2 separate regions of the Homo sapiens genome follow, and region 2 is linked to region 1. The links are chromatin loops, found by intact Hi-C in ENCODE. Cell type or tissue: natural killer cell. All regions are shown on one strand. Links, peaks and the distances in the headings refer to the core of each region. The heading gives the core; the rest is flanking DNA. Region 1 overlaps PBX1 (PBX homeobox 1). Region 2 overlaps PBX1 (PBX homeobox 1).

What was found. A loop is a pair of places that touch in the nucleus more often than their neighbours do. Peaks named below come from ENCODE experiments on the same cell type or tissue, not always from the same donor. Only the 100,000 strongest peaks of a DNase experiment are listed, where the experiment ranks them.
Region 2: it touches region 1 in a loop (4-fold over the local background); 4 of 110 quality-filtered maps call a loop at or near these places.

Annotation. Positions count from the first base shown.
Region 1 is chr1:164,651,087-164,667,361 of GRCh38, forward strand. All of the region lies in intron 2 of PBX1 (PBX homeobox 1), which reads left to right. Among named protein-coding and RNA genes, the nearest start is that of PBX1, 100 kb to the left of the region's middle. RefSeq lists an enhancer at 1-841. In natural killer cell, for the core only: no CTCF peak of the experiment used is centred there; a DNase peak (open chromatin) is centred at 9,535; H3K27me3 peaks cover 1,400 bases.
Region 2 is chr1:164,709,552-164,725,826 of GRCh38, forward strand. The region is part of intron 2 of PBX1 (PBX homeobox 1); the gene reads left to right. Among named protein-coding and RNA genes, the nearest start is that of PBX1-AS1, 57 kb to the right of the region's middle. RefSeq lists a silencer at 7,584-7,693. In natural killer cell, for the core only: no CTCF peak of the experiment used is centred there; no DNase peak of the experiment used is centred there; H3K27me3 peaks cover 3 bases.

The DNA.
Region 1 (16,275 bases), core at 5,167-13,166:
GGTGATGAATTCGGTTTCCACCAACATTAAACTGATAAATGAAATTTGTATGTTAAAACAATGATAATTTAATTGTATTTTATTTCCTTCTTTCCCATCCACACTTGGATCTCACCCCCCTCCCCATTACCCACCCTTCAGCTTTGGGGAGGGGGTGGTGGAGGCTGTGCAGGGGAGGGGGTGGTGGAGGCTGTGCAGAGGCGGGGGCATTGCAAGCTGTCGGTTTGCATTGTGCGGACGGGGAAAGGTCTCTACCTGGCTCATTTTGTCCCCTTTGCTTAGGCTGTCACTGCTGACAGTCCTCATGTTTATTTCATCTCGCGTGGTGGCTGTCTCGTTTCCCTACCCTCCGATGTCATTAACGCACAGAGAGCGGGCCCTGCAGTGTTGAGCCTAATGAATTCCGCTGTGGCTGCTCTGCTCCCCACCTCGTTACCAAAGCTCAAGGTGTCAAATTAAACCCAGCCTAGAGAGAAAGAGAAAGTGCAGGAGAGAAGCAAGAGCAGGGGAAGAGGGAGGTGCAGAGAACACATAAACAACCCTCCAAAAAGAAGAACAGTTGAAGGTGGGGGGAGAAGAAAGGAGGGGAATGAGACAGAGAGGAGCCCACAAATGGGTGACTTTCCTCCTGCGACCAAATCCACTTTAAGCATGGTGACATCCATGACTCACAGCAGGACCTAATGACCTATTCTTCCCCGGGTGGGGTTTGTACCTTGGCCTTGGCTGCGGTTTGTTGCTTTTTCCTCGTTGTCTGGTTGATTTATTTTCATGGTTTATGCAGATTGGGCACCTCGCAAAGCAGACAGAGCAAGTAAGAGGAGTCAGAGCTTATGGAGGGAGGGTGTGTGTGTGTGTGTGTGTGTGTGTGTGTGTGTGTGTGTAAGGAAAAGTAGAAGCCAAATGTGAGCTCTTGGTTTGGTGGCTCTGATCAGCTGTGGAAATCTATGTTTCAAAATGGTAGAAAGAGGAAATCATCACTTTTTTTTTTTTGGAGAGGGAGTCTCTGTCACCAGGCTGGAGTGCAGTGGCACAATCTCAGCTCACTGCAATCTCCGTCTCCCAGGTTCAAGCCAGTCTTCTGCCTCAGCCTCCCAAGTAGCTGAGATTACAAGCATGTACCACCACACCCAGCTAATTTTTGTATTTTTAGTAGAGACGGGATTTCACCATGTTGGCCAGGACGGTCTCTATCTCCTGACCTCGTATAAATTTAAATAACCCCTGTGGGGGTACTCTAGCAGATTTTCCTCCCCTCACTCCACCCCAATTTGGAAAATAGTGATTCATTTCATCTCTTTTCTATATAACCTTGTGTCATTTACAAAGCATTTTCCTTTATATTATTGGCATTTTATATTTGGGGCATTTTGTTGGAGATGACCATTAATAGATTCTTCCCATTCTACAGATGGGAAAAATGAGGGATAGAGATGTTAACTTACTTGCTCAAGGTAATAGAACTAGAAGGTGAGAGAAGAGGGTTACATTTCAGATCCTCCCTTTCCAGAATTCAGTGTTTTTCCCTTATACCACTAAACTTCCTAGATTTTTGTCAAGAGGTGGGAGGAAGTTAAAAGATAAATAAGCTTGTGAATTTTAAAACTTGAAAATTTATATACAGCAAAATAGTTAGACCTAAAATATACAGTTTGAAGTGTTTTGACAAGTAAATATACTCATGTAACCAACACCCCTTTATCACCCTGGAAAGTTTCTTTCAGCCCCTTTTACTTCTCTTACCACCCGCACCCCCACCGCCATAGTTTATTTTTGCCTGTTTAAACTTTTTTTTTTTTTTCGGACAGAGTCTCACTCTGTCGCTCAGGCTGGAGGGCAGTGGTGCGACCTTGGCTTGCTTCAATCTCTACCTCCCGGGTTCAAGTAGTTCTGCCTCAGCCTCCTGAGTAGCTGAGATTACAGGTGTGCGCCACCACACCCGGCTAATTTTTGCATTTTTTGTAGAGATGGAGTTTTGCCATGTTGGCCAGGGTGGTCTTGAACTCCTGACCTCAAGTGATCTGCCCGCCTCAGCCTCCCAAAGTGCTGGCATTAGAGGCGTGACCCACCACACCCAGCCTTGTTTAAACTTTGTTAGTAGAATTACACAACATGTGTACTTTTGTACCCGGCTTTTACTTATCACACTGTTTCTTGAGATTTATCTGTGTTATTGCTTGCATCAGTACTTCACCCCTCCTTATTATCGAGTGGTATTCTATTATGTGAATACACCACAATTTTTTTATCCAGTCTCACTTGTTTTTTTTTTTTAAATCTTTTTACAATAATTTAGTATGTAAGATACAATTTTTTTATAAGCGTTTTAGAGCACATGGGTGATGGCCTGGCTCCCTGAATTCAGTGGCAGGGCCGTGGTGCTGGGCAAGAGGGATGAGTGAGGGGCTGAGCATGGTGCCTTACACATGTAATACTAGCACTTTTGGAGGCTGGGGTGGGTGGATCACTTGAGGTCAGGAGTTCGAGACCAGCCTGGCCAACGTGGTGAAACCCCGTCTACTAAAAAACAAAAATTAGCCAGGCGTGGTGGTAGGCACCTATAATCCCAGCTACTTGGGAGACTAAGGCAGGAGCATCGCTTGAACCGGGGAAGCGGAGGTTGCGGTGAGCCAAGATGGTGCCACTGCACTCCAGCCTGGGTAACAGAGTGAGGAGTGAGCTGAGGCACAGGGCAGACAAAAGCCTGTCATGGCCGCACCTCTCAAACCTGGGCCCACAAACCCATACTTTAAATGGCTTGGAACTTACTTGTTTCTTTGCTTGGGGCTCATTGTCTGCTTCATTGTCCTTGGCTATTTATAACAATAGGTGTGACAATAGAACAGCCTGTTCCTTCTTTGGAGTTTTCTGTGTTAGTTATTTGATTTTAAAATTCTGCTCCTTTTTCCCAAGATTAAAATGGAATTTTGTTTCTGATAAATTTTTACCATTCTTTTCCAAACAGTAGAGTCAACTCAAGGATATCACAAATCGGGACTAGAAATTGCTGGCAGATATTCCGTAAACACAGTGCATTGGGGGTAGGGTGTCTAGCTCTAATATTTGCATTTTGTAGATGGGGACAATATGAAAAACTTTGTCACTCCACTAAGATTTTTGGCACTTAGAATGGCAAGAAAATCCAGGTTCCCTTACTTATAATGTAGTGCTTTTACCTTGAACCAAAAAGGTAGGATGTGCGTGTGTATTTCCAGGGTCTCTATGATTTGCCATTTGTATTAACAGAAAAGAGGCCCAGTCTTTGGAACTCTGGTTAGAGGTGACATCATGGCAAAACATCAGGCCTCAGGTTTCATTGATTTTAAACTTACTATGTCGTGTGATTATCTCATCGCTGATGGCCTTTGTCATTAAATCCACTGCTTCAGCTGGGTTGAACACATTTGAGGAGGAACAGGATCAAGAAGGTTTTTGAAAGATATGGACAAGTGATGTGAGAAATACTGGAATTTAAATTCTTTCCTTCTTTTTAAAACTATCCCTGGTGATATCTGTACTTTCTAAAGAGTCAAAATGGGAAGAGAATGGTCTGAGAGTGGAGATTTGGTGGCATCACATCAGTAGTTCTACTTTCTTCTCCATTCCCACACACATAAACTTCATGAAAATAAACTCAGTTATGTAGCATTTAAGGCCTATTCAGAAAGGATTCAGTTGTAGTCAGTCAATGGAAGAACCAAGATAGTTAACCAAGTCTTAAGCATTTCTCTATTCATTCAGCAGCATTTATCGAACTGGGTATAAGAAATAGATAAAGCCAGCCTCTGCCATCAGGAGCTTGTGATTGGGGAGTAATGTGTGATGTGATCTGTATTATCACAGAGGGGAGCACAGCATGTGATGGGAATGGAAGATGGGCTCCTAGCGTGGCCTTCTTGGGTCAAGGATGGCACGCTGGATTGGATAACTCAGGGGAAGAACTGATTTTATGGAAATTATCCAAAGGAGTTATTCATTAATTTAGCATCTCTCTTCCCCAGTCTCTGATGTGTGTTTTTTTTTTTTTTTTATTTTTATTTTTTTAAGACGGAATTTCACTTTTGTTGCCCAGGCTGGAGTGCAATGGTGCGATCTCAGCTCACTGCAACCTCCACCTCCTGGGTTCAAGTGATTCTCCTGCCTCAGCCTCCCAAGTAGCTGGGATTACAGGCATGCGCCACCACGCCTGTCTAATGTTGTACTTTTAGTAGAGACGGGGTTTCTCCATGGTGGTCAGACTGGTCTGGAACTCTCGACCTCAGGTGATTTGCCCACCTCAGCCTCCCAAAGTGCTGGGATTATAGGAGTGAGCCACTGTGCCCGGCCTCTGAAGTCTTTTTTAAACTGCCTGTCTTCTACAGAGCACCATGCTATGGGAGTGTGGTCTGGCTTTGGGAGTAGAAAAGTCCAATGTTGAGTACAACATTGAGATACATGGCTGTTGGGACCACTCTTAATCTTCCAAGGATGACCACCATTTCTTGTAGTGGTTTACTGAGACAGTCAAGACAGTGTGAATATTTCTGGTAATGTTCAGTGAAATTTTTTCTTGTGATTGACTTACTGTTTGTGTTTGCTGATCTGGAACTTCAGTTGACCTCCTTGACTGCAATCATTTGTTTTGGTTTTGTGTGTGTGTTTGCACTGGGCTTTAGATTTGTAAAACATTGTATATAGTTAATGTGATGTAGCCTCCCTAAATCTCAGTGAATAGGATTTTACATGGCATCAATATGCAGTGAAACTACTATGATTGTCATAGTCTAACATGGTGTAAGGACCTGATGAAGATTTTGTATGACAAATGAGGCTATGGCTGCCTTTGGGATTAGTAGATATATGGAACAGGAACAAGAACAAGAAGGCATGTAGGATAGGTATTCACCATAACATGAATAGATGGAGATTATATAGACAGTTAGCCTTCAATTGCAGGTGGAGAATGGAATTAATATGGAACATTTAAAAATATTTTAGAAATGATATTTTTAAAAGAGAGTCAAAATAAAATGCTTTCATCTGATTATTTGACCAGAAATTGGGCTGCTTAATATAATGAATAATTGTTAGGATCTATCGATATGGCTACTCAGTGGTAAGAAGTGCCACATAAATATTGGTCTAATACATATATAATTATGTAACTCTAGCCAGGTAGCTGGATTAAATATGGGTAACAGCAAAAGCACTTCTGTCCTGATAAAAGTCTCAGTTACATTTAAATACTTAATATAATCAGCTCTTTTTCAAGTAAACAATAATTCAGGAGGCAAATGTTCAGTACATCTCATAGAAATTTTTTGTCTTAATTTGTTTGCCTGTACAATCTGCATTCTTCTTATTAATTTAATCCATATTTTGAAGTCAGAAAAGAATTCATCTCATTTGAGTTAGTTTAGATCAACATACTGATATTGCTGAATAGTTTCACTTCCCTGAAACTAAACATATCTATTCCTTTCGTCTTAGACAAATTATGAGGGGAAACCTGTCTGAAATTTGGCTAACACATGGTGTGCATTTGATGCCACTGGAGGATTTGCTTTGTCAATTTAAGATTGAGTGATGGCTATAGAGGAAAGTGACGGAAAAAAAAAACCTTCTTAATGTGAAATAGAAAGTATAAAGGACAATAAAATGCTAAAATGTACAGGAAATTCTTGTAATATGACTAATAATGTATGAGACTTGTAGAGATCAGTTCTGCTACAGGTATTCTTATGTTATATAAATGATATTATAATATCCTATTACATATATTATATTATCATACTATACCAAGAATAGATAATATTTTTCATCAACTGGTGATTCAAGTGTGAGTTTATACATGGGTTGACTGTGGATTGTATATATGATACCAAGCCTGTGTAAAATAAAACAAAAACCCCCTTCAAACTCCCATATGGAGTATTTGACTAAAGCAATAATATTAAGATAACATACTCTATTCCAAATAAGGATATAATTTGCTGTTTGATAAAGCAAAACAAAACAATGGAGTGTATTGGTACTGTTTTCCACAGAGTGGGAAGATAAGAACACATGTAGAGATGATAAAATGTCATTGGCTCCAAGAGACAAGCTTCCGAAATCCATGGTGGTTGAAGAACATCAAAGAGGAGCAATTATTTCAGTCATTAGGGCAGTTCCACCTGTTCTAATTGAACATTTTTAGGATGTAGAAGATGCATCATACATTGGTATCTATTCAGAAGGTGGGGACATCTGCTGTCTGTCATGTATCTGGGAGATGTTTATCTCAACAGGAGGCAATAATAATATGGTAAACCAAACCTAATATTATCATGATGCATTAAAACTGGGTTAATTGAAGCAATAAAATCAAAGTAACAGTAAATGCTTATACAACATGTTAAGTAATATTTACTTCAATCTTAGAAATGAAATGATAATTTTACATTCTAGCAGATGTATTTCTTGATACCTGTTCTGAGAGGACAGAAACAAGGCTCAAAATTCATGCAAGAGGCTAATAACAACTTAGTTGATAGTAAAATATGGAGCATTGGATGTAGAGTGCATTAACCTTCTTGTTTAATCTGAGTTGACCTATAAGTGGGCATATTGTTTTTTGGGGAATCGGGAGTTTTCTCAAGTAGAAAGAAGCCCCACTTTTCCTTTGATAGGGTACCAGTCAAGGAAATAAATGCTCTTTTTTCTACCTGAGTTAGATTTGCCTTTCATTTGCTCACCCTGATCTGTGTGGCTTTATTGACCACTACAGTTTAAGCCCATGCAACCTGCATGCTGTGCAAGAAAGAAAGGTGATGGACAGATAGTCCCAGAGTTAAACTTCTGGTGCCTTTGCCACTCCATGTCTTGCCATCTTATCATCATAGTAGCTTTGGGTATGGCCTCCTAGCAGCTTCATTGTTATGCCTGTGGGCATTCGTGTCCCACTGTCAGGCAGATTCTGGGGGACTGGGGAGCCAGAATGATGGGTAGCAGGCAGGTGGTAGATGGGGAGACCTAAAGTCCAAAAGCTAGACCCCTTCTCTCTTAACTCATAATGGCATTCAGAAGTTGTAATTATTTCACAAATAATAAATGAGGTACAAAAAAAAAAAAAAAGAAAGACTGGAATTTAAAATAAAAGCCAAATCAACCTTACAGCCCATGCGAATTCTGCAGCCACTGTTTAGCTCAATTGTAAAAGTGACCCTATACCCCAACACCAGTAAAGCAAGTGCTGCCATTTCCAAAGGTTCTCATCAGCCTGTTGTGGAGCTCAACTGATTGAAAACTGCTTTTTATCTGCTGTGGTCGTAGGGATTTCTGGCAATTTCAGTTCTTGCCTTTCCAAGAATGACCAAAATAAGTACAGATAATTACTAGAGATAAAATATTAGAGATCTATTAATACAGATAATGGCTGTGACATTTCCTCAGCATCAAAAGCTGTGGCACTACAGCTTTTTCTCTGGATTGCAGCTTGATATCCCCGAGTGTGTTTGACACTATATAAGTGTATACACAGCATGGTGTCACATGGTTCTTAGAGTCAAAACTGTTTGGCATTCCAGCCTGCTACATATCTACATATGAGGTTGGTCTTTATGACCTTGGATGGGCTATTTCACCTCTCCAACCCTCAGATTATTAATCTGTAAAATTGGGATTTTAATAGTTACCTTATAATAATAACAGCCAATATTTATTGAGCATGTGCATGCCAGATACTGTTATTACCACTTTACATATGTTATCTGTTACCCTGTGCACTACAACCTTTTGAGGTAGAGGCTCTTATTATCCCCATTTTATAGCTGAGGAAAGAAAAGACAGAGAGGTTGAGTAACTTGCCCTGGTGGATACAGTTATTAAATGACAGAGCCAGGATTTGATCTCAGACTCCATGATTTCCAGTCGTTGTCCATTCCCATTGTCTCACTAAGACTCAGGAGGACCAGTGGCAATCCCACATATTAACCTCATAGCACAGTGTCTGATGGGTAGGAGGCACTAAGAAAGGGCTGATTCATTCATCATCTCTTTTTCCCTACAATGAACAATGTCACATGGACACAGAGAGGGAATATTTCTTTCCCTGAATTGTTGGGAATTAGGTTCGTTGTTTTAAGCTCTAGAAATCACATCCTGAGAATGTGCCCAGATTTGCAGATATACATCGATTCACATCTCAGCTGGAGAGGGTGAAATACCATTTGGAATTCTGCATCCAGATCTTCTGAGGGAAAAGGGGGTAAATCAAAGGCATCCACAGATCTTTTCCTTTTTAGTTACAGACCTGGAAAAGGCATTTTTCTGCCACTTCCTCATTGGGAATGTAACTCTCCTCCCTCTATATTAACAAAGCTGTAGCATATGTTTCCCTTGTGTTCTTAAATCACCTTACATAGCACCAAACATGTGCTGTACATCCAAAAAATGGTTGTTGAATCAAGTGGAGTTCTTTGAGTGAGCAAGGGAAAGTTGGGATTTGTACCGAGGAAGCAGCAGGTGAGTTTGGGAAGGACATCTTTTTGCTATGTGAGTGGACACCTCCATTGGCTTGGGTGGCTGCAGAACCTGCCTCCCCCTTCACACATCCTCCCTTGTTCCCTCTCCCTGGCAGCTTAAGCAAGAGCACTAAGCTTGGCCAGTTGGAACGCCAGCCATGCCCAGTCTTGTGTTTTGAGGGAGCTAAGCAGAGAGACAGGATTACTACAGATGCCTCAGAGGTAGCAGCAGAATCGAGGGTGGTGGCAGTGGTGGGGATAAGTCCCCAAAGCCAGCAGTACCAGAGTCTGTCTCCTAACAGGCTTCCTCTGGCAGCACCTTGGTTGTATTCTCAGCTGTCTGTGCTTATTTTTCTGAGCTTGATTCTCCAGGTTTCCTGTTGACTCTGAGAGGCACTGCCTATCTGTCCAATAAATTCCTTTCCTGGGTAGGTGAGCCAGAGTCCACTTCTGTAGTTTGCAACCAAAAACCTTGACAGGTAGAAGTTAGGGAAAAATCACATGCTGTTTCTAAAACTACTCACCAAAGGAAAATGAGGAGGGGTTGGGGGCAATATTCTACAGGGTAGATGATGATAAGGACAAGGTTTTCTGAGTGAGCCAAGTATTTCTGGTAGAAAACAAGGTTTAAGCAAACTGGAGAAGGATTGCACCTGGCTTTGAAATATAAGGGAATGTTGTCTAAACCTGAAATACGGGTTTGGGCTTTGAATGGAGCCCTTTGGGGACCTTGCCTATGTGGGACATGCTGGGGCCTGGAGCTTTGGGGAACTTACACTGGGTTTGAAAAGCACCTGCCAGGGAGCTGAGGCGTCTCAGCTGCAGCTGACATGGCAGTGCTGAGACCCAAAACACCTGTGTGGTAAGACTGGCGAAAGATCAAGGACACTTTACAGACCTCCTCTTGGGATAAAGTGTAGGACCTGTGCCATTGCATAAATTCCTTTTATGTTAACTTGCTCCTTGTCACCCTATCAGCTAGATTAAAACCACAGTCAGTTGTAGTAACATCAGCAGAGGGAGAAGGAAGTGGTTTTGTCTAGAGGTCACACTTAGTGGTTATACTGACGCCTGCTGCCATTGCTTGCTTTTCTTGGTTGACAGAACAGAGCAGCTTTTATGTACATCATCCTTGACTACAGCTCTTCAGTGCCTTTGCTAGTCATTGAGGTTAGAAAACCAAACATAGGATGATTTTTTTTAAAGTATATTATTTCTTCTTCATTTTAACAATAATATAGATTGTGGTCTGTGCCTACAAATAACATATCAGTTGTTCAGACTACTAATTCTCTTTCTAGGATTCATATCCTCTCCCCTCACAAATTCTGCTCAGCACTAAGTTACCTACCTTACTGGTGGAGCCAAGCACCTTGATGTATACCTGTACTATTCTGGTACAGGAGGAAACCCAGAGAATTGCCAGCTGATCACAGCTGAAGCCAACAGCTGATCACATCTGAAGGCAAGCATACTGCTTGTTGGTGTGCCTGTTCACCTTATTTAAGTAAACACAGACTGGAAGCAGCTGAGAGGAGAAGACTTTTACTATGTTTTTCTCTGTCTACCAACTCTTCTTTATTTGACTGTGAATTCTTCAGAGATTGAACCCTTGCATTTCTTATCCTTTAGTTCTTCAGCATCTATAGTAATGGTGGGGAAGGAATACTGATGTTTTGAACACCTGTGAATGAATCCAGCCGAGGGCCTCTCTCCCATGGGTGTGTCTGAAGGACATGCCATCTGGCATGAGGGATAACATTACCAATGGTTCATGTCAAAGAAGCCTCTACATCCTCAGGGAAAGCCCTGATATTGTGGTCTAGGGATCACCAGCAATTTCACTGTAAGCCAGTTTTTTTTTTTTTTTTTTTTGAGATGGAGTCTGACTCTGTCGCCCAGGCTGGAGTGCAATGGTATGATCTTGGCTCACTGCAACCTCCACCTCCCGGGTTCAAACAATTCTCCTGCCTCAGCCTCCCGAGTAGCTGGGATTACAGGCCTCCACCACCATGCCTGGCAAATTTTTGTATTTTTAGTAGAGACGGGGTTTCACCATGTTGGCCAGGCTGATCTCGAAACCCTGACCTCAGGTGATCCACCCACCTTGGCTTCCCAAAGTGCTGGGATTACAGGCGTGAGCCACTGTGCCCAGCCATAAGCCAGTTTCTTATATTGACCTTTGTAATTTTATTTTTGGTATTAGTTAATGTGTACATAGGCGTTATCACCTCATTGGAAGTTAAAAGAAAAGTAGTGCTAGCTTTTTAATTTTTTAAAAATTTATTTCATGTTTTCAAGCAGGGATAGGTTGTAGAGTAAAAACAGGAAAAAAAGGACTAAAGACCTAAAAATACACTTTCATGGAGGGCATCAATTGCCTAAATGTTTTCTTCTTGAGTACTTTCCAAATCCTAACAAATCAATTCTTCCCAGACTTGAAGAGCCCTCCTTTAAATACCTCTTTAGACCAGATGCAGGTGCAGTGGCTCAAGTCTGTAATCCCAACACTTTGGGAGGCCTAGGTGGGCAGGTCACCTGAGGTCAGGGGTTTGAGACCAGCCTGGCCAACATGGCAAATCCCTGTCTCTACTAAAAATACAAAAATTAGCCGGGTGTGGTGGTGCACACCTGTAACCCCAGTTACTCGGGAGGCTGAGGCAGGAGAATTGCCAGAATCTGGGGAGTGGAGGTTGCAGTGGGCCAAGATCTCGCCACTGCACTTCAGCCTGGGCAACAGATCAAGACTCTGTCTCAAACAAACAAACAAAAACTTCTTTAGTCTGTTTTTGGAAATTTCCATCTGACCAGACTCTGGGCCTTCTAGGAGACAGGGTGTAGGCAGAGTTAATAGGATTTTTGCAGAATACCTTGAAGCTGTGGGAAGCCCCAGTGCATCCTTTGCATTGCAACCAGTACCAAGCCGACTATGCATTTCCTCAGTCAGTTGTGATGGTCTGATGTCAATTCCTGTTGGTTCAGGGTCCGAGGAGCCTTCTTCAGCTTGTTCCAGATAAGCCTGAAGCCTCCCTGAATCTGTGATCCCCTGTAGGATTCAGGAGTGTGAGCTTTGAGCATTCTGTGGATCAAGGCCTCTTGCACAGCCTGGTGGCAGTGAGATGCCTTTGTTCATGCTCAAGCACTTGTCTTTCCCGTAATTGCCTAGAGTTTGGTAGCTTCGTTGTTACAGTCACCGTCACCTTGTACTGTGAAGGTTTATCATTCTATGTCATTATGTGCATGCATGTGAACATGTGTGAACATTTATTTTTTTTCTTGTAGTGATGGTTAATATGCAGAACTTTGATCAGATATTGTTTTTCTTACTCCTGAACTAGAACTACCTTCTTCATTTATTATTTTATTATTGTGAGGGTTATTATAAAGAACTACAACTCTAAAATACAAATGTTTTGATGATATCATAGAAATACATTGGTGCTAACATCAGCACAACTAGTGAAAATATGTCTTGCCCAGCTGTGTAACTTTCAAATAGTTTCCCAGAAGCCATAGCCTTAAGCATGTCAGTCAAAGGAATGACTTAAGCAAATGGAAGCGTGCCTACCTTTCTGCCTGCCTTCTTGCCTGCCTGCCTTCCTTCCTGCCTTCCTTCCTGTCTTCCTTCCTGCCTTCCTTCCTGCCTTCCTGCCTTCCTGCCTTCCTTCCTTCCTGCCTTCCTGCCTGCCTGCCTGCCTGCCTGCCTGCCTGCCTTCCTACCTGCCTGCCTTCCTGCCTTCCTCTCTCTCTCTCTCTCTTCTTCCCTTTCCTCCTTCCTTTTTTCCTTCCATCCTTTATTTAGAGATTTGGTCAGAGTAGAAAGTATCTTAGTAGGATTGCTTCTCCCTATGGTACAACATGATGTAGTGTGATAATACATTACTGTTCATGATACGTAGAACCTGTTCAACATTACGTGCTTTGGGCTCTGGCCCATAGCTTGCCTGATCTGGGACCTGAACGTAAAGATACTTATCATCGACATGCTGTGTGTTCTTTAAAAGTAAAGCTATATCAAAGATACTTATATTTAATGAGATGATTGCACCTGTCTGTCATTGCAATTAAAACATTTATGAGATCATCAAACACCTTTTTGAGTGCTCCTCAATGTATTGCTCTTGGTATGATATCCTATCCATCATAGTCCTATGCAAATAATTATATTAGCAAAGTATGTTGAAGTGTGTTGGCGCCTTAAATAAAATATCAATTGCCAGGTACGTTAGGGGTGAACCCCAGGCCAACTTTCATAGTAGAGCTATGACTAATCAGATGGTGTTTAAGTTAATAACTCTTCCCAGAAGCCAAGTATTAAAGAAAGTGAAAGATGGTGGTCCTTTGTGTGGGAATCCAAGCACCTGCTGAATGGTGCCTGATTATTTTGTCAGGGGGTTTCAAACAGTCTCCCCATTTGTGACAGGTAAATCCTGAAAGAGCAAAAAGGCTGGATTGTCAGTCAGAGACTGAGCAGCCACTTTGCATTTGGTGAGTTTGTTGAATTACCTAATATTAATCTACATAACCAAGGGAAGTGTCTGTCTGTTCAAGAGAAGGACATAGATGTCTCAACTGAAACAGGTTAACTGAGGTCATGGAGTTGAGAAAGTCTGCTTTTTCCTCATCTTCATATAATGAAGTCTTTCCTTCTCATTATGATCTGACATTAACCAGCAGGCGGACCATGTCTAGGTGTCTTGACCTTTTGAGGTTATGTGGCTTCCTCTGTAAGATGAGGGAGTTTTTTAGTTGGTGTCCCTCTAGTCATATGTCTGTGCTGCCTTTGACAACTGGTGTTGGCCGTACCAAAACTGTCACCACAATTGGGAAGCTGTGGGAAGCCCCGGTACATCCTTTGTGTTGCCGCCAGTACCAAGCCAACTCTGGATTCCCACAGTCAGGTGTGACCAAACCAAAACTGACCATACCAAAACTAGTCACAATATCAACTGGCACAATGTATTAGAGTTTTTGGCTTGAGTTGAACTCCTATCATATGAGACAAGTCCTGGCATCATTCTGCATTATTCTGGTCGTGATGGTATGTATTAGTCTGTTTTCACACTGCTGATAAAGACATACCCAAGACCGGACAAATTCCAAAGGAAAGAGGCTTAATGACTTACAGTTCCACATGGCTGGGGAGGCCTCACAATCATGGCGGAAGGCAAGGAGGAGCAAGTCATATCTTATGTGGATGGCAGCAGGCAAAAAAAGAGATTGGGCAGGGGAACTCCCCGTTGTAATACTGTCAGATCTCGTGAGACTTATTTGCTATCAAGAGAACAACGTGGGAAAGACCTGCCCCATGATTCAATTACCTCCCACTGAGTCCCTCCCACAATACATGGGAATTCAAGATGAGATTTGGATGGGGACACAGCCAAACCATATCATAGTACAAGCTTGGAATCTGTGTTGCAGGGTCTTAGAAAAGAGACCATTTTGTAAAAGAGGGAAAAGGAGGACTGTGAACCTTCTTCAGTGGAGTTTGAATTCTGTAATAAATTCTGTGAATAGTTTAGCTACAATATTCCTGTCTAAATGGGAAAGACTAGATGATCTCTTGTACATTGGCAACATAGCTGTATCGGTCAGAAATTTTAGTTGTGCTAAAAATAATTCAGTCTGGCTACTTAACATAAAATAAAAAAGTATTAAACATTTTAAGAAACTTATTTAAAAATTTATTAAAATTTTCAGATTTTATTTTATTTTATTGATTTACTTTTTGAGTCAGAGTCTCATTCTGTCATCCAGGCTGGAGTGCAGTGTTGCGATCTCAGCTCACTGTAACCTCTACCTCCCAGGTTTAAGTGATCCTCCCACCTCAGACCCCAGAGTAGCTGGAATTACAGGCATGCGCCACTATGCCTGGCTAATTTTTTTGTATTTTTAATAGAGACAGCGTTTCACCATGTTGGCCAGGCTGGTCTCAAACTCCTGACCTCGAGTGATCCACCCGCCTTGGCCTTCCAAAGTGCTGGGATTACAGGTGTGAGCCACTGAACCCAGCCTAATTTTTCAGATTAAAAAAACAAAGGGACACTGGTTAGTTCATAGAATGTCTGGAGGGCCTGGCAGCCTGTGTTTGTAGCACCCAGCTACCCTATGGGGCTGTCTCCACTGGAAACACCTCTACCTCTGCTTCTAGCAGCCAGGACACTCAGGACCTAACATCAGGAATGTGGCCGCTTCCACCCCTAAACAACTACATAGCTTGTCATCGTGGATGGCAAAAGATTGAGTCCCCTAAATTAAACTGCTGCTTTTTAGAATCCAAGTGCTGGTGAGGCTTCATCAGATTCATGGGACCCATTTTATCTGCTTGTACCTAGTTGCAAGGGAGTCTAGGGTTTTAAGTTTTCTGGCTTGGCCTTGAGAAGATGGGACTTGTAAAGTAGGGAATTATCAAAATTGTCGTGCCTTAAAGATATTAGGCAGCCATAAAATTTTCGGTATGGGATTCTCAGTGTTGGGCAACTCCAGGAGGGAATGGTATGCACGACAAGATGGAGTTGAAGAGATACGGGATGTGACTCCTGGGTACCGTTCACTATTCCCACGAATCCCTCACCTCCCAGAGGATGTCCCCATTTGCAATACTCTTGGGGTGACTGTCTAACATAGTGGTCTCTCCTGGGGGTTTCTCAACTGCCACTTGGCGTCTCAGCCCTTCTTCCCCAAAGCCTCAAAAGCTAGATGGAAAGGAAAGAGGCTCTGTTCATATCTGCATTCAGTGGACATATTACAAATGCTAACAAAAGGCTTAAGTCCATTATTATTATTATTCTTATTTGTTGTTTTTGTATATAAATATGCCTAAGGTTTCAAAGATCCAGTGATGTATTTAGCTAATGCTTATGTTGTTATAATGTACTAGGGTGTTCATTCTCAGATTGGTCTGAGTAAGAAAAATGAAATAATGATAGCTGCTCTAAGAAGCCTGATAACAGATTCTGGCTGATGGAGCAAATATTCTGCTGCTTGATAAACTCATAGAACTGTGGGGCCTCTGTTATTGCTATTTTAGTAATGGAAATGTCCCTATACTAGTTTCCAAGAATATCAGTAAATAACACCTATGGGCCTAGGAGAGGTGCTGAAGCAAATGTGGAGGATGAGGGACGGGAAGGAGAGGATTCCTGGGAGTTACTGAATTTTTAAATTGGAAAGGGTTTTAGAGACTAAGCCATTTGCCTAAAGGAAAAAAAGTAGTAAAAATAAATAATAATTTACTACTTGCTACCTTCTACTGAGTCCTAATTATGTGCTGAGGTTTTTATTAGATCGTCTCATTGAATCTTCACAGAACCCTTTAAGGCAGGCAATGATTCTCCGTTTCTCAGATACCTAGACTGAGGCTTAGAGATGTTATGGAACCCTCTTTGTCACAGAGTGTGTTCTGTATAGAGCTGAGATTTGAACCCGAATTTGCTGTGAAGCACCAAGATACACCCTAAGAATAGAGCCTGACATCGTGTCTGTCTTAGGATGGTTCTGCCCATTCTAGTTAATTGCTTTGAAAACTTCATTGCTCACCCTACCCAGACTGACACTGCTTCTGAAGGTTTTTTCAGGCCAACTGCTCCATCTTCATGAACCTTGGCCTTGTGACCTTCCCTTTTTCTTACTGATTTCATCTAATCTTGCACTGGGCGTGTATTTAGTTCCTGTCTTTGCATGGCAATGAGCTAAGTAAAAAACAATGCAAGGACCTTTTTAGCTAAGGGACTTGCCTTGTAGAAGTTTATAATCAGAAATATATATACACACAAATATATAATATAAT
Region 2 (16,275 bases), core at 3,754-11,753, 57 kb after region 1:
AGAGGACCGAGTTTAAGACCACCAAGACATTTCACGCAGACCACCCACTGCAATTTCTTGCATAGGTCTGCTGGCCAGTCTCTTATTAATACTGCAAGGCAACCTAAACTATATTTTGTTGGGAAAGTGGAAGAGCGAAGGCAGGTGTTGAAAAGCCATGAAAAAAAGAATTAAAACAAAAATGTGCCTCAGGCTCCTTTCAGCTGGCAGCAGAATTTCCGTCATCTTTCCCTTTTGAATTTGATATTATTGCAGGAACATTACCACGGACTCAATTTTCACTTGACAGTGAAATACCAGAAGTCGTCTCGGGTCCGGAGTGCTGTCTGCATCCAGTCCCTGTTAATCTGCAGAAGGAAAGCATGGAGATGGGGTGGGTGGCCAAGCTGACACAGGCCTCTTCAGGCTGCTGGGAAAGGGTGCTCCCTGGGTGTGAGGCCCAGGAGTCCCTAGAATTGCATAGATGCAGCAGTGAGCAGCCCACCTGGGTGTGAATCATAGACTTGTTTTGAGAATTAAATGAGCAAATTTATGTAGAATGCTTAGGTCAGTGTCTGACACATACACCAGTGTTCAGTGAGTATTACCTATTGTGACTGTTTCTTCGTGGGCAAAGCAACATCATCCTTTCTCTGCAGAATTTGAAACTGATGTCAAAAGAAGAGGGAGGCAGCAGCATCACACATCAGAGGGAATTTCTTTTAGATTCATATACCGTTTTTCCATTTTCTCTTTTCAGTTTTTTTCTTTCTTATAAGAAAGACTCCAGATGTTGAATTTAAACTGGGGGATGTCTTCAATGCCATTGAATATATTGAGCGTGTAGGCAGGCAGTGGAAGGTGCTGGTTTTTTTCTTTTTTTTCCTTTTTGTTTTTTGAGATGGAGTTTTGTTCTTGTTGCCCAGGCTGGAGTGCAATGGCGTCATCTCGGCTCACTGCAACCTCCACCTCCTGGGTTCAAGCGATTCTCCTGCCTTAGCCTCCCAAGCAGCTGGGAATACTGGCATGCACCACCACACCTGGCTAATTTTGTATTTTTAGTAGAGACGGGGTTTCTCCATGTTGGTCAGGCTGGTCTCAAACTCCCGAACTCAGGTGATCTGCCCGCCTTGGCCCCCCAAAGTGCTGGGATTATAGGTGTGAACCACCACGCCTGGCGGTGCTGGCTTTCTTTGGTAAAACGGAGAAAAGCCTTGAGGGTTTAAGGAGGAGAGAGGGGAGTAAAATAGAGAAGAGGATCAGGAAAAGAAGAACAAGTTGAGGATATTTAATTATTTGAAATATTGTGAAACATGAATATTGATGAGAAGGATGAACAGGGATGACTAAGTGCAAGGCAGGGCGTGATGGCTTACCTTCCTCCAAGTCCCACCTGCTGTTGTTGACCCCATCTGGCCAGCCAGGCGTGAACCTTAGTCTAGCAACAATAGGGGCAACACAGAGTGCATCTGCTGCTCAATGCAGGGAGAGATGCACTCTTCATCTTGTACCTTCTTGCTGTCAACCCTTTCTCTTTTTTTCTTCTGCTCATTTCTTACCACTCTGTTTATGGTAACATTTGAGGGGGGAAAATACATCACCCTATGAAAGAACAGGGTGGCTGCTGACTTTGTACCAACAGCAGTGAACCAGGGCCTAGTTGTCAGCAACCAAGACCTCTGCTGACCCAGAAGCAGACAGGTGACCCTTTCACCAAAACTTCAATCATCAGTCTTCTCTTTTCTTTTTTTGAAACAGAGTCTTGCTCTGTCGCCCATGCTGGAGTGCAGTGGCGCGATCTCGGCTCACTGCAAGCTCTGCCTTCCAAGTTCACGCCATTCTCCTGCCTCAGCCTCCCGAGTAGCTGGGACTACAGGCGCCCGCCACCATGCCCGGCTAATTTTTTGTATTTTTCATAGAGACATGGTTTCACCATGTTAGCCATGATGGTCTCGATCTCCTGACCTCGTGATCCACATGCCTTGGCCTCCCAAAGTGCTGGGATTACAGGCGTGAGCCACTGCGCCCGGCTAGTTTTCTCTTTTTGTCGTGTCTACCTTCCTACTTGCCTCACACCAGTCAGTTGGCTTTCTGTGTCAAGCCTGAGGAATGAATCTCATGAAAGAGCATTGGGAGAGCGGAGATTTTGGAAATTGCTTTCAGAACACAAAATCCCACATGCGTGGGCTTGTTCCCTGCAAGCTTAATCTTGCCTGATGTATATGTGTACATGTGGAAGGCTGAAGGAAGTGCTATAAATGCCCCATTCGTAAGTATTCAGCCATCGTGTGCTGAAAGCCTGCCGTCTGCCGGACACTGAAATGTGGCCTTCACAGGCCGAGGGTCTTTAAGAAGCATGGCCGTGGGGGCTGAGAGCAGGGTGGGGTGACAGGACAGGTTACTGAGACTGAATTTTGTCTGAAGAGTAGGGAGAGCTGTAGTGGTTCCCCTTTGCTGGTTGTTGGTTTTTGTGTGCCCCCCCACCTCAAACCCCCCCACCGTAAGAGAATCAGAAGGGTCCCATCTGCCTTGCAGGGAAGGGTCATGGTTGGTGACTGGTAACATCTGGGGGAGGGGCCACTTCATTATGCCACCCAGAATATCAAAGCAGCTTAGGCGTTGGAACCCAGGGAAGGAAGAAGAGATTAAAAAAAAAAAAAAAAAGCCCCACTGCCAGTCGGGCAGCTCTCTGTCTGCTGTCTGCAGGCTGCTGCTACCCACTCGTTACAATTAAAATGAAGTGTCCGTCAGCGGCTATCTTCTCTGTGTGGCCCATATGTTTCTGAGCTGATACTGTCCGGATTATTCTGTTCGGGAAAACGATAACGGCTGTTTATAACCTTGGCAAAGACTGAGGCCTAATCAGGCTGGAGCACATTTTCACCGACTGGCTGATAACAGGCTGTTAGCAGCCTTATCGCTCGGGAGAGATAGGCCAAAATAAGCAGATCTGTGAGCACAGGAGCCCAATCGAGTGGTACACACTCTGGCCCTGGCTTTATTTTTAGATTTTCCTTTCCCGGTTGATATCGGAAGGCACAGAGGCAGGAGGTGGGGTGGATAGTAATGTGTGCCCCCTTGGGGGTCAGAGTGAGGTGGAGGGGGATGTTAATCACCATGAGAGGCAGAGGGTCAGCCCAGCTTCCAGTGCTCCGGGCTCCCTTCAAATGAGGGAAAACACGTGCAGGTCTTAGGAGACAAAGGAAGGGAAGTGACTGTTTCCTGGCCTGGTGTGTGGGCCCGTTGCCTGTTCCGTTCAGCGTCTCCGTGCAGTTGGACTTTCCACCTAGGCAGGCAGGCATAGGTGTGCGGTTCTGAAAGACTGGTCTCTTTCCACATTCTCTCCTGCTCTAGGGACTGACTTTTGCTTTCTGTCTAAATCCATTTTGCCTGGACGACGACTTCATGGCATCCCTCCAGAATGACTTGCCCTGCCCAACTCATCATCCTTACACATGCCTAGAGGCCAGATGATGGGTTAGGCTACGGGGAAAGGAGCACAGGCAAGTCTTGAGTGTGGAGATCCTTACAGTCTCCTTACATTGATTGAGGCTCAAGGAGGATGTCAGCAGAGGTCCCACCAAGTCATTCGTTAATGACTGACACTAAACCCCTGGGGAGGAGTTGTAAGTTTTCAGAGAAGTTTCTGCCTCTTGGTAAAACCTTCAAGGAAAGGCCCTTTGAACTTTTCTCTATGTAGTGATAGAGAAAAGCCAAACCTGTAACTAGCCTTTGCTTCTAGATGTAATTCTCTAAAATCTTGACCTCCAACATGGCTCTCCAACAGCTATGATAAAAGGTATGTGTAGGAGGTCAGGAACATGTGATTAAAATAAAAACAGGTAAGTTTCCAATGGTGATAGATAGACAGCAAGTGTCATAAAAAGAAGGGGAAGATTGAAGATATTGTTTGCATTAAAAAGTGGAGTCTTGTATTTTCTCCACATTCTGCATAAACCTTCCTATCTTAAAGTACATTAGGGTTTTTACTCTCTATTCTGTCTCTCTCCACCCCTCTTCTCCCCCTTCCTTCCATCCTCTCCTTGCTTTCTGTACAGCTGCCTGATTCGTGGGTCACTTTGTCTTCCTAAGACTGAAAGAATCAGGTGGTGGGAAAGAGGGGAAAGGAACCCGTGCATGGGGGAGGGGAGGCATTTTCAGGGGCACACAGATTGAAGTAGGCACAGAAGGCAGCAGAAAGCATTATTACCATTATCATGCTAATCTATTTACAAGGCCCTTTTATTCATTAATCTTTGAATAGCAGAACTGTTCATACAGCCTGAAATAAGAACCACCTGTGCCTCTAGGACCAAAAAATAAAAGTATTAAGGACAAATGATATGTCGAAGCAGGAAGGGAAAAATTAAATATAAACAAAAGGATTCAAAGCCATTTCTTCTGTCATTTAGATCGTCACATATATGATTTCACAGCTCACGTGTTGCAAAATGGCCAGCTGACTGGCAATTTAGGAGACATCATCCAAGTTCAGAGAACAGCTCTGGGGAGGGTTCCAAATGTTGTGAAATTATTAAACAGTTTGTTTTTAAAGATCCAAACTAAGGTTTTTCTACACTAATTCCTATTATTCTTTTTTGGAAGTAAGCACTGATAAGCCAAATATAAATGATTTTGGTTAATGCTCTAGATTCCCTGATTAACTCAATAAAGAAATCTTTTATATTGTCTTCACAGAATTCATAGTAATATAGAAAGCCAAAGCCGGTAGGGATCTTACATGTATGATCTAGTTCAAGCCTCTCATTGTCTATTAAACCTTTAATTAAGAGTTCTTTACATGTAGGCTAAGCCCCCGTTTGTCACATCACACATAGGTGAGTTACATTATCGTTGGAACAGTTATTCTTACAGGGAGCAATGTAGTTCTTGCAAACACTTATTACCCTGTGTTATAGATACTTAGCAGGGGCTGAAGGGAGATGTAGGGAAAGGCTGCAGCCTTCCTTATATCATTATTTTAAGATAGGAGAGATACCAATTAGAAAGTCCACTGAAGAAGATATTTAGGCCTGAGCATCTTCTAAGAACAAATGCAATAATAGCCAGTGGAATGGAATAGCTTCCATATTCCTTTAGGTGGGACTTTAAATTCTCTCAATAACAATTCATATTAAACGTCATTCCCTTTGTCAAGAGACTGAGTTCTTTAGTTCTGACCACCAAACCTTACTGTTCACAAGTGTTAGAATTATGTCGTCCTAGAGCTGGAAGAACCCACTCTGAAGACTACCCACTCATTTTGTAAAGGGTATTAGAACCCAAGAAAGGGGATGGACTTGACCAGTGAGTCTGAACCAGGACTGGAGCTAGGATATTCTACCTTCTAGCTCAGTGCTTTTGCATCTTTTTGATGACTATTTTGTGATTTAGTTCTATGATGAAGCATTCAAAATAAATCCCTTAACTGTCCATGCCACTGTTTATTCATCTGTAAAATGAAGATTGTAATTTCCCCATTGATTTTTTTTTTTTTTAAGTTCCTCAAGAGCTGGGACTGTGCCATCCATCTCAGTATTTCCCAAGGCACCTAACTCATAAAGTGCTCTACACACAGAGCTGCTCAATAAATGTTCACTATTGAATAGTTGAATGAATGAATGAATATGACTTTTAATTGGGCTTTGCAAGTGATGACTCCTTCAGAATTAAATGATTTTTCTTCTAAGTTGTGTGCACATTCTCAGCCATTCATTTGTTAAATATCTTTCAGGAGAAACAGTGAAAAATGATGATGATGTCTTTGGTAGTATATGGAAGACCTTTCGGTACTGCAGAGGTCTGATTATAATCATGGAGTTTTGTTATTGTCATTTGTTTTCTTTGTAGTTGGTTGTTCATGAAGACCTGCGAAGGCCTAGTGATCTTGAGGGTCAGTTGATTTTGAGGTTCTCAGTAGCAGGAGTTGGTGTATTCTTAGCTGCCCAAGAACCCTCCCCAGCATATTGCTATGGCATTCTTGTCATTTGTCCTGAAGAAGGGAAGAGACAGGACCATGCTGGGGGACCTTATCTATCTAACTCCTGTTGTTGTCTAGTGCTTAGAATAATACCTGGATCATAATAGGTATTTGATAAATAGTTGTTAAATGGATAAGTAATTGCTGAAGGTCTACTTTTGCTTGACTAGCTCATGCCTTCAAAGTCTATAACTGGACTGGATGACTGTTCTCTTCTAAAATAGGATTTTGTGAATTATTTGAGTCTATTTCTCTGACTCAGAAGTCTAAGCCGGGATAAACTCTTCCTCTCATAGCATAAATTCTACCAGTTCCTTAAAAATCTGTATCTTTGGGTCTATAACTCGCACTGGCCAGGACCATTTGTATTCCACGCCTCCTCTCATGCCTACACTATGAGATGATGGCTTACAAAGGCCTATTGCCCACTTATACTTCTCAAAGCAGCCATTCAGAGAGGTCAGAATTTAAAGCAGAGATTATTTTAGTGGGGAGGTGGTGAGGAGGGTTAACAAAATTGCTGTTTTATTGGATCTAACTTGCTTTTCAGAAGCACGTGACTGGCATATTTGGGTCATTAAATATAAAGACATTCTGCTTATGAATTATGCCAGCAAGATGTTTTCAGATCATACAAAAACAATGTGTGTGGTGACTGCCAAGTAGTGTTTTTATGTGTATGTCTGTACACACCACCCACTGATCTATGCAAGGCAGTGGTGCTTTGCACTAAATGCCACATCGTTCCTTCTGGGATCTCAGAACCTTTCATAAACAGTCACTTAAGACTCTAGTGAGTTAAATAAATAATAAGATCCTTACCCCCTTGAAAAGAATATGTAGCCTACATATTGAAAAATTAGGCAATTTAGCCCAAGGCAGAATGAGCAGAGAAAGCATGACCTGGTGAGCCAGACCTAAGTGCCAGCAGCAAGAATTTTGATCTGTAAACATTCTGATGATGGCAGATGGCAGTGCGGCCTTGAGAGGGGCTTTCAGTCAATCTGCAACCTTTTATTCTGTACCTGATAAGTCTCTGGTACTGAGTTAGAAGCTGTGAAAGGCCAAGTGTGGTGGCTCACGCCTGTAATGCCAACACTTTGGGAGGCCAAAGCAGGAAGTTCGCTTGAGCCTAGTTTGAGACCAGCCTGGGCAACATGGGAAATGTCATCTCTACACACACACACACACACACACACACACACACACACACACACACAGAAATACACGAAGAGAAGAAAAAAAAAGAATCTATTAACGAAAAAATAAAAGCCAAAACATGCATAGTATCTTTCTTACAAGACCTAAAAATCATCCTTTCAATTTGTTGAGCACATCCTGGGTGCCAGACAGTTCAACATGGAACATAATTAAAACATTAAATACTGGAATACAGACAATATGCAGTTTCGGAGACAGAGAGCAGTTAAGTTTCAGGGTGTTTGTGGTGGGGAGTTGATAGTTAAGAGAAAGGAGTTGAGGCTATGAACTGAAAAATGGGCACGGTTGAAGTCAGCAGCAGGACATTATATTTGAGAAGAACCAAATACACGAACGCAGAATGGTCAGAAAGAGGACAGCATTTTTATAGCCATTTTCTCTGCATCTCAGTTTTTGTACGGGTAAAATAAAGGAAGTGATACTGGTTAGTAGTGTGTCACCACCGGAAGGATAGCTGAGGGTGACTAATATGTTCATAGCTGCCAGGATGAGAGGCTCAGTGTTTCACATGGCATTGGCATTAAGGTTCTTGGGTTTTATGAGGTCCTGTTTAAGAATATGACACTGGAGGTATTTCTTTGGAGACTTTTATTTGCCTGTGGTGTGTTGTGATCAGAACCACTCTTTGGGAAGAGAGAGGCTCTTCTTGGCCACAGGGTGGGTACAGATTAGCAAATGCAACCATATTGGGAAGGAACGCTTGGGTGTTCTGGTGGCCCTTCCCCTCCCAGACTGAGCTCTGTCTAGGATTATCAGGCAGGTGTTCAAATAAATAATGCAGCTAAAAATACTTCCAGCAGCAACTGGGACTTCTGTAGCTCTGAGATGGTCGGAGTATGCATTTCAGCTACTCGAGCAGGTGTGCAGTGGCTCCAGAAACTTAGAACAGACACACCCCTGACACATCCTCAACATGGACCAAGACCTCATTTCCAATGGAGAAATGAAACAAAGCATTTATTTCATCTAGTCTTACCTGGAAACAGGTGTGCCTTGGCTGAAGGCGTCAGAGGTAGAGCTCAAAAACAAGTTAATAGTCATTGTCTAGGGGAAGATGGTGGTTTCAGAGCAGTAAGTGGTATTAATATTACCTGCTCCCTGTCCAGGACTTGTTCTTCACTAAGAAGTAGTACCTAGCATAACTTCAGTGAGAAGATAATCTATAATAACATAATAATAACAACTGTTAATATACTAGCAATCTTTTATTAAGCATGTACTGTGTCAGACACCATATTTGTTGATTTAATTCTCAAAAAGAATATCAGGGCAAATGACATTATCCCCATTTGCGTAGATTCAAAACTGAGGTTCAAAGTAAGTAAGTATCTTGCCCAAGGGGACACATGCTTTAAGTCACAGAGTTGGAAGTCAGATCCAAGTCTGATTCCTAAACTGTGGATAAAGTTGTGTTTCCATTTGGACTTACCACGAATGTGGCATGTTTTACCTTCTTTTTTGACTCTAAATTTGCCATATACATTAATGTGTAATAAAAACTTGCATTGTTGGCATTGCAGCATATTCAAGGTAATTTTGGAGAATCTAGGTGTTTTGGGCAAAAGAATTCATCATACACAACCTCCACAAAGATAGCCATGCCTGGGGTGAAAATCTTCTGCCAATTAAAGCTTCCAGTTGTATCACATTTAGGAACTTTGAGGACATAACTCTGAGTGGTCAGGGTGGGGTGACCTTCACTAATGGGCGTTGTTCCCATAGGACTAACTCTGGTACATATAGGCTCATGAGGAATACCTGACAACCAGGGGTATTTAAGATTTGGGTGACAAATGGAGTGTTCAAAATGGTTCTGTGGAATCACTGTGCTTCTTGTTATCACATGAGTTTTCACCTGGCAATGACATAGAAGCACATGGGCAGCCAAACTCTGGATTGCCTAGGCTTTGAGGATGAGCCCAGCCCACCTCTACCGCTTCGTAAAATCAGAGCCAATGACAGAGGTTGCCTGACTGATGGTTGCCGGAGACTCAGAATGCTTTTGACTCTTTGACTTTGTGTGAATATGGTGGAGATATTGAAAGACTCTTATCATTGTGGCAGGAATTAGTTTTGAAAAAGAGGTCTGTTTCAGAATTTTAGATTTCAAAATGTAAAAATGTTGTGACTTGCAAGTAAGGCATAATTTTGGTCTCTTAAAACTGAAATTGTTTTCCTATTTTTCTAGTTTTCATAGTAAGTCCCTCTCCTCCAAGTTGAATCACACTCAGCTTTACTGAGTAAGGAGGGGCTCACCCTCAGGATCTGGCCAAATGACAACTTTTGGCTGATTAAAAAAAAAAGTGTTTCAGAATTCTACTCAGCCTTGCTCACAGGCAATGACCCCGTCAGATCTGATAAACTGAACAAGCTAGGGGCTACCAGGAGCTGCAAAAGAGACCTACACAGAAATGCCAGTCTGTGAGAGAGAACAAATGGTTAGGATGGTGTCCCAGGAGCAAGCAACTCAATGATGAGCCATTTTTCTATCACTCTCCTTCAGGTTTAAATCTGGGGTAGGGTTAGGAGAAATTCTTCTGTCTGTGTTTCATTCTGTTAGAGGTAGGGTTAGAAAGCTCATGGTCTGATGTGTAGAGTCAATTGTGGAATGTGAACCATGATTCTGAGTATAATGAAGTTCTATGACAAATATACAGCCAGAACCTGGACATCAGGAAGTGGTAGCCATTTTTACTTGTCCTGAGTAAAAGCTTTAGGCTATTAATTGGCTTTGTAAATATTGTCTCTACAGGAAATCAGGGAGTAGGTATATGGCATATTATAATTACCTGGGGGCCTTTTTAATATTTGTGCATGCTCTGAATCAGAATTTCTGGATACGGGGAGGCGCAGGCATTTGTAGTTTTGGAAAGCTCTCCAGGTGATGCTATGCCATGTCCCAGTGAATTGAGACCTGTTGTTTTAGATTACTGTTAGTAATGTTGTTTTTGTCTTATCCAATGAATATACCCACATTGGCACACTCTTTCTGTCATCGAATTTGGAGGTGTCTGGGCACTGGAAAGCACATGGGGGGTATGTGTGTGTCTAAAGTGTGCGTGTGTATACATGCATTCATTTGTTTTCTGAGGCACACGGTCTGCTGCTGGCCCTGTGACAGGTGATCAGAGCAATGTGGACATGGCAAGCCTGGGCAAACTCACTCTTCCCATTTCACCCTGCCTGCAAACAGAGTTAACATCCTCAAGGTAAAGCTCTGAAATCCCACGCTGACCTTTTCGTGAAGCATTATAATCAAGTTGAACATTTCCAGTTTTACCACAAATGCTTGCCCCGTGGGAAAATACTTCCCTACATTTTATGACAATTGATTCTGATTTTGAGGAACTAATTTGTATCGAATGCAAAATGTCCAGCCTCACATGGAAACTGGAAAGTCCCCTTGTCCAGACAGGTCCAAAACTGTGTTTTTATTGTAAAGACAGGGGAAACAATGAAAGATTGTGTTTTTTGTTTTAGAAAATCCTTCCTTCATTGTTCTGCATACTTCTGTATTTTATTTTTTTTAACAGTCCTGTGGGTTTAATGACCACAGGCAATTTTGTGGATATCTGGGGCTCATGGGAAACTTCACCATGTCTGGATTCTAAGCTCTTAGATGCCAGAGCCTACTGGATCTTTTACTGTATGTGAAGTCACCCGTACTGCCAAGGATCCTGAAGTGAACATGCTGACCCCTTTGAGAGATTCTTGGAAATATGACTGACATTTTCTACTGTGCAATGAAAGTCAGCATTTCCCTCCCCACATTATAGTTCTGGCCACAAAGGAAGCAATGCCCCTAGAACTCTCTGATGTATCTGAGAACCCTGGAGGCTTCTGACTTCATTTGGAAGAAGTCATGGAAACAAAAGCTGCTACTTCTCAGGCTAACATCTGCTGACATAAACAGAAGCCCCTCAAGGATACCTTCTGCCAGTGACCAAACCGGGGGCTCAAGTGAAGAAATATTATCATTAGACCTGCCTCCAGGTCTAGCTAATGTCTTATTCAGTATGAATAGCAGTGGCGTTTGGGCAGGGAGGTGATGAGATGCCTATTAAGGTAACAGAGGTGTCCAATGGAACATTGCTTGTTTAGCCTTATGACCTCTGTCCAAGGGAGGGCTTCCTCTGTACTGGAACTGTGGTTGACTTAGGGTTTCTGCGGTTTCCTTCCTGAGGTATATTTACAGTGACTGTGCCTTCATTGCAACAAATTTTAGGTTCATCCTCTTGAGCAGGGGGAAGGAGCCTCTCTCTTCAGAAGCATGTCAGGATATCTTTGGTAGGCATCATGTTCTGTTTACTTGAACCAGTGAGAAGATGGCCGAGCAAGCAAGGATAAGTGTACGTGTCTATAAAGGTTTCTTCTAATCCTGCGAGTCTGTAAGCATTCTAGGGTTCATCGGAAACTGTCTACTCCCATTTCTGGAATTTGCCTCTTGGCATCATCATGCAGGGGGCTTTTTCTAGTCATGCTTTGTGGTGGAAAGGTCAGCTGAGCACGGAGGAACAGGGGACTCACTGCTTTTCTCCCCTTTGGGCCCTTGAGCAGGCATTTGACTGCTGCATATGAACCTGGGAGCCATGGGGTCTTAAGGCTTTCTACTTGATTCTCAGTGTGGCCAGAATTCTGTTTAGGGCACTGCTCCAAATCTCGGTGACACTCCATCTGTAAAATTGGGTGGCAGTGTAGTGTGTGTGTGTGTGTGTGTGTATTTTCTTATACAGGACTGGAAGAGAATGGAGGAAGAAGGATAATGACTTAAAAGCGAAAACAATTGAATTCTTTGAGCTACAGTGCTGTGTCCTGAGAGTGCAGTTATTTTCCACTGCAGTAATGCTTTCAAAAACATTTATCTAGCTTCTCTCACTTTCTCATTTGCTGTCATTGGTGTGAAAAATCGAGTTACCAGAAGGTTCACCCATGTTCCACAGGTATGAATACTGAACGTTTTATTTAGTGTCTCATTAACAGCTGGCCTGTGGCTCCTCCTTCTCGGCTTGACTCTGCCCTGTCCAGGGAAATGGGGAATCACGCTTAAGGATTAGCAGGGTGCCTATTTTCACTTACAGTGCTTCATTCCTGTGTTCATGTTACCTATTCCCTTTACAAAATATGAATGAGTATCTTTTTGTGACAGGCTATATTCTAGGCACTGAGGATCCAACAGTGGACAGAACACACAAAGTTCTTACCTTCATGGAGCTTCCATTTTAGTGAAAGAAATAGAAAATAAATATGACATGATATAAAATGATACACTATCCTATATACTACTAACATCTTTTAAACCCAGTTTTATATCTTACCCCCTGACCGACTCTTTACAGGTCCTGGCTCCTGGGCAAATGGTGCCCTGTCTGTCTATGCCTGGCTGTCACTGATTATAGATATCTTCAGGGCCTAAGCTCATGCTCTGCAACCATTTTCTGTTACAGAATCTTCTTGCTGCTCATTGAAGCCTTAATCTCTTATGCTGCGATCAATGGGTGGGCACCTTTCCCATTTGGATCCTCATTTTTTAATCCCTGCTGCCTCCCTCAATGTCATCTGGTTCCATTTTTCTTTATAGACTTTCAGGTCTACTGTACCTGCTGATTACTTAGTGGAGAGTGCTGGACATCTCCCTTAATTAATTCCATCGATTTGAAATCCCACAAGGTTTGGGGTCTTTAGATTTCTGAAGCAGCTAAATGGAATGTCTAAATTCCAACCTTTTCCTTCTACAAATTGTTTTGCCACAAAGTTACTGGGAGAAAGTGCTGTGGTTTTATTTATTTGAAGAAGTATATTAATCCACAGAAGACTCTGCATGCCTAACTGGGCTTTTTGTATACAAAATGGAAGAAAAAAAGATGTTTGGATCTCTCTCCCTCTCCTCCTCTCTCTTCCCCTCCTCTTCCACTGACCATCAAGATTCTGTTCCTCATTCTTTTCTTTGTTTTGGTCATTTTTCTTCTTTGTCACTTACTTTCATGATGCTTATCCAACTAAGACCATGCCTTAGCAACCAGTGATTTCTTGAACCCTTTGAAGAAGGGTATGAACTTCACAAAGGGTGCAGAAGCACTGCTCAGGACTCCTTTTTGAAGAGCAACTGCCCAGGGTGATTTCCAAGAGGATTCTTCCAAACCTTATAGCCGTGATCTTGTTGAGTTATACATGTATGATTTTTTAGTACTCCCTGTTAACAGTAAGCATGGAATTTCTGGGGGAGAGTCATCAGATGTATCTTAGGGTCATATGGTTTGCAGAAATGGTGAACTTTCTATACAGAGGTTCAGAAATCAGCATGGAAAGGAGCTTTAGAGATTAGGAGCTCAATGCTCTCATTTTATAAATGCGAGGATGGTGTAAGGGAACTTGTACTGATTGAGCACCTATCATGTACCAGATTGTACATGTACCCAGATTGGGCATTATGCATCTGTCACCCCCAAATAGTGAAGTAATATACTGGACATATTGGACACTCCTACTAAAACCCAATCCCTTTCCTGGCACCAGACTACTGCTTCTTAAACCAAGAAGCCAAAGAGAGGGAAGAGAGGCACAGTGCAGAGGAGTTTCTTGGGCTAACTCTTTAGAGGCTTATGCTCCACTCTACCTGCTAAGCTGTCAGCAGTTGTGAACCCTTCCCAGAAGCTGGCAGTCTCGCAAACACTGGGAGGTGGCCAGACTGGATGTGCTTGGAGCATTGGCAGTCATCAAAGAATTAATGTTGGACGAGCAGGGGTGGCGGGCATATGAAAGGGGTTGCAGGGAGAGATAGATAGATGAATATACAAACCCTCAGTCATGCCATCTGACCATCTGAGGTTGTGTGCATGGTGGAAGGCCAAGAAACACATTCAGAGAAGGGGCGTGGACTTGTCTAAAAGGACGTTTTCCTTTCTGCCTGGGCCAGCCAGGCGGCAGAGCCCTGCACTGCCTGTGACTGAGGAAGACTCTGTTGCTATGCGCCGGAAGCTTAATTTTATTATTGCTCTCCCCTATTTAATGTCTGTCTCTCAGGCAGCTGGTGATGTTTTAATGAAGCTGGAATTGTATAGTCTGTAGCGCTGGATAATCATAAGCTGCCGAGTCAGAATCAAATTAATAATTCATGAAATTAAAGTGTATAATTAATTTGAACTGTGCAGATGAGAAGAAGGGCCAGAGCCCACAGCCTGGAAGGAGCTGAAGTGTGGGGAGTGTTTACTGAACTCAGCTTCTATTTCCAAATAATATAATCTGCATGCAGGTTAGGGGTAGTCTGTGGGTCTACCTGAACACGTATGCTTACCAGAAACAAGGTTCTTTCAACTAAAACCTGGAATGACTTTCTTAGAAGTTCAAAAGCATTTTAATTGATTTTGATTTACCCTTCCCTGGCCCCAAAAGAATGTTGTTTGAACAGAAAATGTGATACTGGGTTACAAGTCTTTGTTGCATGGAGGTCCTGCAGAACGTGCCATCAGAACCGTTGCTTCTGCAGTTCAAAAGGTCGTAAGTCAAATCCAAACATTCAGGAACTCTACTGAGCTTCCAGGCCCATGGATTTCTCACCCGTAAGTGCTCTTTCTCTTTCTCCCTCTCTCATATATGTATGTCATACAAACAGAAAATACAAATGACTTCTCTAGCCAGGCTTCCCTTGGCCACTCTTTTGGCTTCCCTGGGCCACAATGGAAGAAGATGAATTGTCTTGTGCCACATATAAAAATACACTAACACTAACAATAGCTGATGAGGTAAAAGAAAATCACAAAAAAATCTTATAATGGTTTAAGAAAGTTTGTAAGTTTGTGTTGGGCCACATTCAAAGCTGGTCTGGGCCGCATGTGGCTCATGGGCCACAGTTGGACAAGCTTGCGTCTAGACAGTGTTAATGATATGTTTCATGTCTAATATCTTATTTTTCTTCACAGATGCCCATTGCAATAGCTGCAGATTTTTTTTTTTTTTTTTTTTTTTTTTTTTTTTTTTTTTTAGTGCCCATTCTAGTAGCAACAAAATGAGGGGAAAGCAACTCAAGTGCCTCATTAAAATGGGGAATGGTCTGCAATTTCTAAACCACTCTTCCTTTCTTGTATTCCTCTTTCAGGCAAATATGCAGCATTCATCTTTGTTGCCTCTCCAGGTGTGAGAGGCAGTGTAACATCCAGGCTGTTTACATAACTTGCGGAGTGTTTTACAATGTACTCTGCAGACAATTGCTCGGATCCCTTTATTGTCTTTTTAAAGATGCCTATACAGGTGGGTCCTTTTTCGGTTTTTGAATGATGGATGCTGTGGTATCATAGGAAAAAGAGGAATCTCTGGGTTAGCTTTTCATTAGAAAATCCTTGTCATGTTTAAGCTCCTAAGCAGGCAGCTTGAACCCCCCACCCCCTTCCTGCATCCAGTAGACTTGCAGGGAATGAGAAGGCAAAACCAGCATCTGTGATTGTCCATTCTTCTTTGTCAGGCCTTTCAGAGTTCCTGTTCTAGAGGGACAAATGACTGGAGGCCATGATACAGACTAATGGTGCATAAGCCCCCAAAGGTTTGGATTGAATTGAGGCTCAGCTGACTTCACATTTTTAGGTCTTCAGTATGTTTATTTGTCCCTCACATAGCGGCTTGATCTGTCTGCCTGTGTGTTCACATAGTTAACCAGAAACGCTAGGAGGAAGTTGTACCAGTGGGATACCTCCTTAGGATTCAAGGGCCTCCCGTGTAACCATGTTCTGCACATCAGCTCTCTTTGCTCCTCTCTTGATCTGCGTGCTTCCCCTAACTTGCTTCTGCTTGCATGGCCTTATCTTCTCTAACGCCTTTCTGCTTCCGTACAAGTTTCAGCCACTGGTGGTTTGCCAAACTGGCTGATTACCCATAAACACACAACATGGTTCTGTTTTGCTCCTAGCAATCCTTAAACCATTGCATGTCTAACATTCTCAGACTAATTCACAAATCAGAAACATCTGATGCCCAACCCATACCAAATGCATTTCAGGGCAAAAATTATGCTCCTATAATGTCTGGCTTCCTGTCTTCAAGGCACTTTGCTTACATGACTGAATCCTCACTGTGAGGTGTAGCTATCCATCATTTTTGAGCAAGAA